3 separate regions of the Homo sapiens genome follow, and regions 1 and 2 are each linked to region 3. Evidence: chromatin loops called from intact Hi-C (ENCODE). Cell type or tissue: OCI-LY7. All regions are shown on one strand.

What was found. A loop is a pair of places that touch in the nucleus more often than their neighbours do. Peaks named below come from ENCODE experiments on the same cell type or tissue, not always from the same donor. Only the 100,000 strongest peaks of a DNase experiment are listed, where the experiment ranks them.
Region 1: a loop joins it to region 3, with 7 times the contacts of the local background. A loop is called at or near these places in 4 of 110 quality-filtered maps.
Region 2: it touches region 3 in a loop (15-fold over the local background); 84 of 110 quality-filtered maps call a loop at or near these places.

The regions. Positions count from the first base shown.
Region 1 is chr22:38,201,136-38,203,635 of GRCh38, reverse strand. It overlaps MAFF (MAF bZIP transcription factor F), which reads right to left and starts at 1,642. Exons shown (of 3, transcript NM_012323.4): 1 at 1,424-1,642. RefSeq lists silencers at 56-135, 986-1,425, 1,486-1,815. In OCI-LY7, a CTCF peak has its summit at 1,097; DNase peaks (open chromatin) are centred at 105, 315, 1,035 and 1,735; H3K4me3 peaks cover 2,321 bases; H3K27ac peaks cover 395 bases.
Region 2 is chr22:38,051,354-38,053,853 of GRCh38, reverse strand. No RefSeq gene overlaps it. Among named protein-coding and RNA genes, the nearest start is that of PICK1, 4.8 kb to the left of the region's middle. RefSeq lists enhancers at 1,273-1,322, 2,418-2,500. In OCI-LY7, CTCF peaks have their summits at 1,199, 1,399 (motif pointing left) and 2,409 (motif pointing right); DNase peaks (open chromatin) are centred at 453, 1,393 and 2,373; H3K27ac peaks cover 1,033 bases.
Region 3 is chr22:38,571,312-38,573,811 of GRCh38, reverse strand. It overlaps LOC105373031 (a long non-coding RNA gene), which reads right to left. Exons shown (of 2, transcript NR_134627.1): 2 at 2,454-2,500. Among named protein-coding and RNA genes, the nearest start is that of DMC1, 2.4 kb to the right of the region's middle. In OCI-LY7, CTCF peaks have their summits at 1,334 and 1,537; a DNase peak (open chromatin) is centred at 1,471; H3K4me3 peaks cover 585 bases; H3K27ac peaks cover 648 bases.

The DNA of each region.
Region 1 (2,500 bases), 370 kb after region 3:
GGGGGAAGGTGGATTAAGACCAAGGAATCTCTAGCCCCCAGCCCATCCTGCAGGCGGCTACGACAAACAGGTGCTTTCTGCAGGGCTATTGGGTGAGTGGGTGGGTGGCGGCTAGGTCAGGCCCCACCCCTCACTCATTAACCCTCCGTGCAGTCAGAGTTCTATCCCCAATGCCTACTGACCCTGCCTGGCCCAGGGTGAGGGCACTCGGGGTCTGTCGGCTGGCTCAGAGCCTCAGCTAGCTTCCGGCGTCCAGCTGTAGGTCAGTCTAGTCTCACCAGTCCCACTTGTGAACTGAAACTACCAGGAGAGCGGAAACCGGCTCCGCCCCATCCTCCACGACCTAGCAGGTACAGCCTCCAGAACCCGGACTAGCTAAAAGCCTGTGGTCCTCTCCCTGCGCCGCACCCTTGCAGTCAAGGTTTTCTGGCCCTTCCTGTTCTCATGGGACTGAGGGGATGGGCAACCCTGGGGACGAACGAGAGTCCCTTGGTTCTTCCCTCCCCAGGAAGCCCCAAAATCTGGGGACAAGAACCTGGGCTCCAACTCACTTTGTTACCAGATCCACCGGGGTGCCAAGCGGGGGTGGCTCACATCCCTCACTCCTAGCTCAGCTGGGTGGGGTCTTTGATACCTTGCCCCACCCTGTGGCTGCGGGCGCGGGCTCTGGGCGGGAGACAAACACTGGGGTCACGTGGCGGAGGCCCTGGGAAACTCCGGGGAGAGCCGGGGACGGACAGCCCCGGGTAGTAGGACTGGGGCGGCCCGGGCCAGAATTCCCAGACCCCGTGCGAAGACGCACGGGTCCGCTTCCTTCGCTCGGGTCCTTGTTCCGCGTTTACTCCGGTGGCCGGCCCAGGGCACGCCCTCTCCGAGGTACACACTGCTGGTGTACAGGCCCCAGGGAGCGCGCGCGCGGACACGCACACACAAGCACAACACACGCACACACGCCCCCGAGGTACACAGCGCACGCACGCACCGGGCAGGATACCCAGGCCGCCCGCCAGGGAACACACGCCCGCCCTCGGACGTAAACAAACCGCGCACGCACCGCCCGCGGGCGCCGGGCCAGGGCCTGTTCCCACCGAGTCACGTAGGAGCACAGCGCCCCCGCCCCCGCCGGGCGGACGCGGAGATCGCCGGCCTGCGCTGCCCCTTCCTCCCGGCGCCGCCGCCTACCCGCCCGCGCCCCGGGAAGGGGCCCCGTCTCCACCCCCACTCCCCCGAGCTGGCCTCGGCCCCGTCCTCGGCGTCCCCGGGACGGCCGCTCCCTTCTCCCCGCCCCGAGCCGTCCGGGCGATGGAGCTCCGGGAGCCCCGACGGATCGGGCCCGGGCGCCCACCCCAGGCGCATCCCGGGACGCAGAAACCCTGCCGCCTTGGGGTCCCGCGCACCGTCCTCCTGGTCCCGCGTTCCTCACCCGCTTCTGGGCCCGCTTGGTCCGGCGCGCTCACACACGCGCGTCTCGCCGCTGTCCCGGCCGCTGTCCCGATCCGCGCTCCGGTCAGTCTCCCCTCCGCTCTGAGCCGCAGGTCGCTCTGAACCGGGCGCCCGGGAGCGCTGCGCTGAGTTTTGTTGTGGGGCGGGCGGCGCAGGGGGCCGAGGCCGCGCGGAGTTGTAAGGCGAGCTTCCCGGAATTACTCACTCACAGGATTCCTTTCATTCATAAAAACCCAGTCATGCGGTGACGTCACCGACCCGGCCGCCCTCCGGCCAGGAGCGGCCGCTTGGTCCCTCGGCCCCGCCCCCGTATGACCCCGCCCCCTGGAAGCCCCGCCCCCGGGGCTGCCGCGATTCTCTGCCTGGTTCCAGGGCTCGCTGGGTGCGTTCACGTGACACCTCGCGAGAGCCCCGTGGGTGTAGGTGTCATTGGCTCATTTTACAGGTAGTGGTCCTGGCCCTCTTCTTTCGACCTAGACCTTCTGCCTTAATGATCTCATCCAGTCCCGTGGCTTTAAATGACATTTATATGGCTATGAGCCCCAGGTTTGTATTTCCGGAGCGAACAGCTTCTCTGAGTTCCAGACTCATAGCCAGCTGCCCACTCTGCGCATCCAGTGGGTGTCAGATGGGCACTGCAGAGGACTCGGCCCAAAAACCCGCTCCTGATCGTCAGCCCTACCTCTGCTCCCTTGCCACCCCATCTCAGCTGCTCAAGCCAAAACCTTGGAGCCTGGCTCCATCCCTCCCTCTCCCTTCCTCCCCACCTCAGGACTCAAGCTAGCGGTGTCTCCAGGTCTCCTGCATAGGACCATTTCTCACCACCTCCAGTCATGGCACCTGGTCTCGGCACCATCAGCTTACCCGGACAATGGCAGCAGCCTCCGAGGCTCCCTACTTTGCCTCCAAAGTCTTTCTTTCTATACCAGCCAATGTTCTTCTCAAAACAAAGCTCAGGTTGTTTACACACCTTCTTTGGCCACTCTCTCCTCATCCACTGCTCTTCGGCCACAGTGCCCTTCTTTCTGTCCCCCAAACATACCAAGCTCATTCCTGC
Region 2 (2,500 bases), 520 kb after region 3:
GGAGTGAGGATGATGATCCTCCCAAGACAGTGGTTAAAAAGAGGAAGACAGGCTGGGCGCAGTGGCTCTCGCCTGTAATCCCAGCACTTTGGGAGGCCGAGGCAGGTGGATAACCTGAGGTCAGGAGTTCAAGACCAACCTGGCCAACATGGCGAAACCCCGTCTCTACTAAAAATACAAAAAATTAGCCGGGCGTGGTGGCACACGCCTATAGTCCAAGCTACTTGGGAGGCTGAGGCATGAAAATTGCTTGAATGCGGGAGGCAGAGGTTGGAGTGAGCCGAGATTGCACCACTGCACTCCAGCCTGGGCAACAGAGTGAGACTCCGTCTCAAAAAAATAGATAAATAAATAAATTAATTAATTAAAAGGGGAAGACAAAAAAGGAGAACCAGGTGTGAAAGTGTTTTGCGAGTGATTCACAGAGCACAGATGTCAGAGGTTTTTATCGTCCTTCTGTTTATAGCTATTTTGCTGAACCCCTGCAGAGGTCGGGGCCGATGGTGCATTTCATGAACCCTAAGATGCTCAGGCCTCTGCATCAGACTTGGCTGGGAAGTGTCTTAAATGCAGATCCCTGGGCTCCAGCTTAGACCTGTTGGATTGGAATCTCTGGGGAAGGGGAGATCTTGGGGGCTGCATTTTCGCAACGCTCTGTGGGTGATGCCAATGCCTGCTGCGGTTTGAGGACCACTGTGCCAGAGGTGAGAACATGCAGTGTCTGTGCACACTGAGGTGGGCCTGTGCGAGGCACCAGCAATCCGTGTCCCCAGGGCCTCACCATCCCAGATAATCCAGGGTGTTGCGTGGGCCCGGAGGAGGGGCTCCTGCCCAACCAAAGGCCAGCGAAGGCTTCCTGGAGGAGGTGCTGGTGGTGCCCAGGCTGAGGCAGGCAAAGGGAAAGAGGGAAAGGTGCAAAGGCTTCCCGTGGCGGGTGGTGGAGGGGACAAGGCACAGTCCCAGGCCCCTGGGAATCGCAGTCTGGCGAGGGAGACAGTTGGGGGCAGCGACTGGCAAGGGCCTCAGAGGGGAGGGCTGGGTAGAGCCCCTTCCTCAGGATGGGTAGGATTCTAGGGGTTGAAATCAGGGTGAGGACACCCACCTACTCCCAGGAGGCTGAGCTAGGGCGGCGGCTCACACCCTCCCTCTTCAGCTCGCATCTCCTCCTCCCCTGAGGCTACTCCTGAGTCCGTCCAGGCGCCAAGGCAAGTGACCTCTGTCCTGGCCTGGCCCTGCCACTGAAAGTTGTGTGACCCTGGGTCTGGGTCCCCTCCAAGCTTCCATCCCTGTGGCTCCGTCTGAGATTCAATCCACAAGGGCTGGCTCTGCTGCCCACATTCCTGGGGAAGTGCTGCCACCCGGTGGCCATTAGGAAAGACAGCTCCTGGAGCACGCGGCCCGCCACAGAGCCCCCAGCTTTCCGCACCTGCCACTGTCGCCACCTGCTGACTCAGGGCTGCCGTGGAGCTCAGGGGTCTGTATACTTTGTGGACGGGTGAGCTGGTCTTGTGCATGCCCGCGTTGTGCCTGGCTGTCCGCTCTGCAGCCACCGCTGTCCCCCAGCCGAGGCCTGCAATCCTCCTTACTTAAAGGTCCAGAAGCCGGAGTGGGTTGCTGGAATTCAGCTCAGTTCGTCGTCAACATAGACATTTAGAGTGTGGGCTTTCAGGTCAAGCAGACGACAGTGACCCGGGCAGCTAAGGCTGGGTGCCTTCTGTGCACAGGCCCAGAACCGAGCAGCTTCCATTCCCTTCCTCACATGAGCCTCACAGCAGTGTGGTGATCCCACATGCTCACTCATTCACGCACTCATTCATTCAGTACATTTTTCTTGAGCACCTACTACGTCCAGGCCACACACCAGGGAACGAGACAAGCAAGGCCCTGCCTTGATAGAGCCCTCGTGAGTGGGAGGAGCAGGCAATCAACTGGTAAGCAAAGAGTTGACTGCTTCCAGCTGGTGGCAGACACCAGAGATTTTATAAAATGGAGGGGTGGGAAAGGTGATGGGTGCAGTGGCGCGATCTTGGCTCACTGCAACCTCCACCTCCTGAGTTCAAGTGATTCTCCTGCCTCAGCCTCCCAAGTAGCTGGGATTACAGGCAAGCGCCACCACAACTGGCTAATTTTTGTGTTTTTTGTAGAGATGGGGTTTCACCATGTTGGTCAGGCTGGTCTCGAACTCCTGACCTCAGATGATCCACCCACCTCGACCTCCCAAAGTGCTGGGATTACAGGCATGAGCCACTATGCCTGGCCCAGGGGGTTCTTTAGACGTGCCGCTCTGAGAGGGTCTCTCTGAGGAAGTGCTCAGGGACACCCAGGAGGAAGCAGCAGGGCGTTTCTGCGGCAGGTGTGCACTGTCACCCTCAAGCGGCCTGAGAAGAGGTGGTGCAGCCAGCAGGGGCCAGTCCTGCGTTCTTATCCCCCTCTTGTCACAGATGCCTGCAGAGTGGCTGGTGATGGGGCCTGCGCTTGCTTGCTAACCAGTCTCTAGTCT
Region 3 (2,500 bases):
GCCGAGGTGGGCAGATCACGAGGTCAGGAGATCAAGACCATCCTGGCCAACATGGTGAAACCCTGTCTCTACAAAAAATACAAAAATTAGCTGGATGTGGTGGCATGTGCCTGTAATCCCAGCTACTCAGGAGGCTGAGTCAGGAGAATCGCTTGAACGAGGGAGTCAGAGGTTGCAGTGAACTGAGATCACGCTACTGCACTCCAGGCTGGTGACAGAGTGAGACTCTGCCTCAAAAAAAAAAAAAAGAAAGAAAGAAGTAGATATGCAAAAATATATACAACTTTTGCCTTTTATTTTTGCTAATCAATGCTTTGAATAAAGATGGGAACTTTGGTTTTTTATTTTTTGGTTCATAATCCTACAGATTTTTTTTCTTTCCAGTAAATCTATACTAAACCCCTTTAGGTTAATGCAAATCCACACACTGCAGAATTAGTATCTTTCAGAATATTCCCTCTGCTGAGGCAAGAAACACAGTATTTGAAATGTCTATATAAACTAGAAGTGTAAGAAAAAAAGCATGACAAGATTGATGGAACTAGAATACTGAGAAAAAAAGAGAAAGTTTGGCGAATGTAAGAGGTGTTTTACTAGTCATTCATTCTACAAATAAGTATTGAGCTCCAGCTAAATGCACTCTCTTAAGTTAGTACTGGTTCCCTCTTATTACCTGACTAATGAATTACTCATGGGTGTCAGCCTCTAAATGCCATGTTCCCCACTTACCCACAAACTGAATAAGATGTCCCTCCCATGTGTTCCTATGGTACCCCGTATTCCTTCTTGTAACTGGAGGTGAATAATGTAAGACCCTAGGTTAAAATTTTAATCGACTCTTTACAAACAGCAGTCATTTTAAACCTTTATGTAGCCAGGGGAAGAGCCACTAAGAGGTACAGGTCTCAGCAATAGGCTACAAGTACCTTATTCTTAAAGGGAAATTATTTGAAATTGGAGATAAAGAAATGGAACACTGCTGGATGCAGTGGCTCACGCCTGTAAGCCCAGCACTCTGGGAGGCTGAGATGGGAGGATCACTTGAGCCCAGAAGTTTGAGACCAGGGCAACATGGTGAAATCACATCTCTACAAAAAAAATACCAAAAAATTAGCTGGGTGTGGTGGCTTGTGCCTGTAGTGCCAGCTACTCAGGAGGCTGAGGTGGGAGGATCGCTTGAGCCCGGGAGATTGAGGCTGCTGTGAGCCAAGATCTTACTTACCACTGTACTCTAGCCTGGGTGACAGAGGGAGACCCTGACTCAAAAACAAAAAGCAAAACAAAACAAACAAATATTTTTAAGGGGAATTCTACCCAGTGAAATTTGTACGTGATGAGCCTTCATTCTTTAGTTCTCTACTAAAGCATTTCTCAAATTCAAGCTCTTGAAATTTCAAGAATATGTATCAGCAAGCATCACTTTGTAGAAGCCCAACTATACGCGCTGGAATCCTGTGCCTCTATTTGGTTATAAGGTGACTGTCCACGGAGGGGCAGTAAAGTGTAATAGTTTAAAATTCAGGTCTTAACTATAATCCCACTGCCTATTTTTTTATTTCTAAAAATATCATAAAAAGACACAAAATTTTAAAATTGTGTAGAGAAATTGTGGACTTCCTGAAGGATTTGAAAAATTAGGCAAGCTATATTATCCAGTTAATAATTGACACAAAAGCTCTGGTTTGCCATGTTCTATATTGTGGATAGGAAAGTACCATTTTGCCATGCAGGATATATTTTTTTAAATATAAGCATACTTAACAATCTTTCATGGCTTCTGAGTTTTGTAGCATACTTAAAAAGATGTTTCTTATTACAAAGTAATTTTAAATATCCCATATTTTCTTCTAGTACTTTTATTATTTTATTGTTCAGATTTAATTTTTTGATCTGTCTGGAATTTATTTTGGTATAATGTGTAAAGTGTGGTTCCAATTTTATTTTTCTTCCAGATGGTTACCTAGTTGTTCTAACACTATTCACTGAATTCATCATTTCTCCACTGATGTGAAATGCCACCTTCATGATATTCAGAGTTTTTGTATGATACGAAAGACAATTTTTTTGGTTCCGATTTTAGTGGAAAGTCTTCATGTGCACTTTTTAACTGTCCTAGAGTTTGTTGTTGTTTTAAATATCTTAAAAGTTGTCTCTAACCATCGATATGATACCCAGATAAGATTTTTCTCCTCCCTTCATGAATTTGTCATTACCCAGCTCATTTTAGTTTTTTTAAGTGTACTGCACACAACCTTCAAATATTATGAACATTTCTCTCTCCCAGCTGTCACTACACCAAACTACATATGTTATATTTCCCTAAATCATCTTGCTGTGCTCTTTGCAGCTCTTCTGTAGACTGTTGATGTCTTCACCTAACGAGTTGCTCAAAAGTTCCCATAATTATTTAGGTGAGGCCTCAGAGCGAAAGCCTTTCACCACTATCCAGTTCCTCCCCCAAATGGGCATTCATCTCCATATAACAAGGACGACTGTGTTT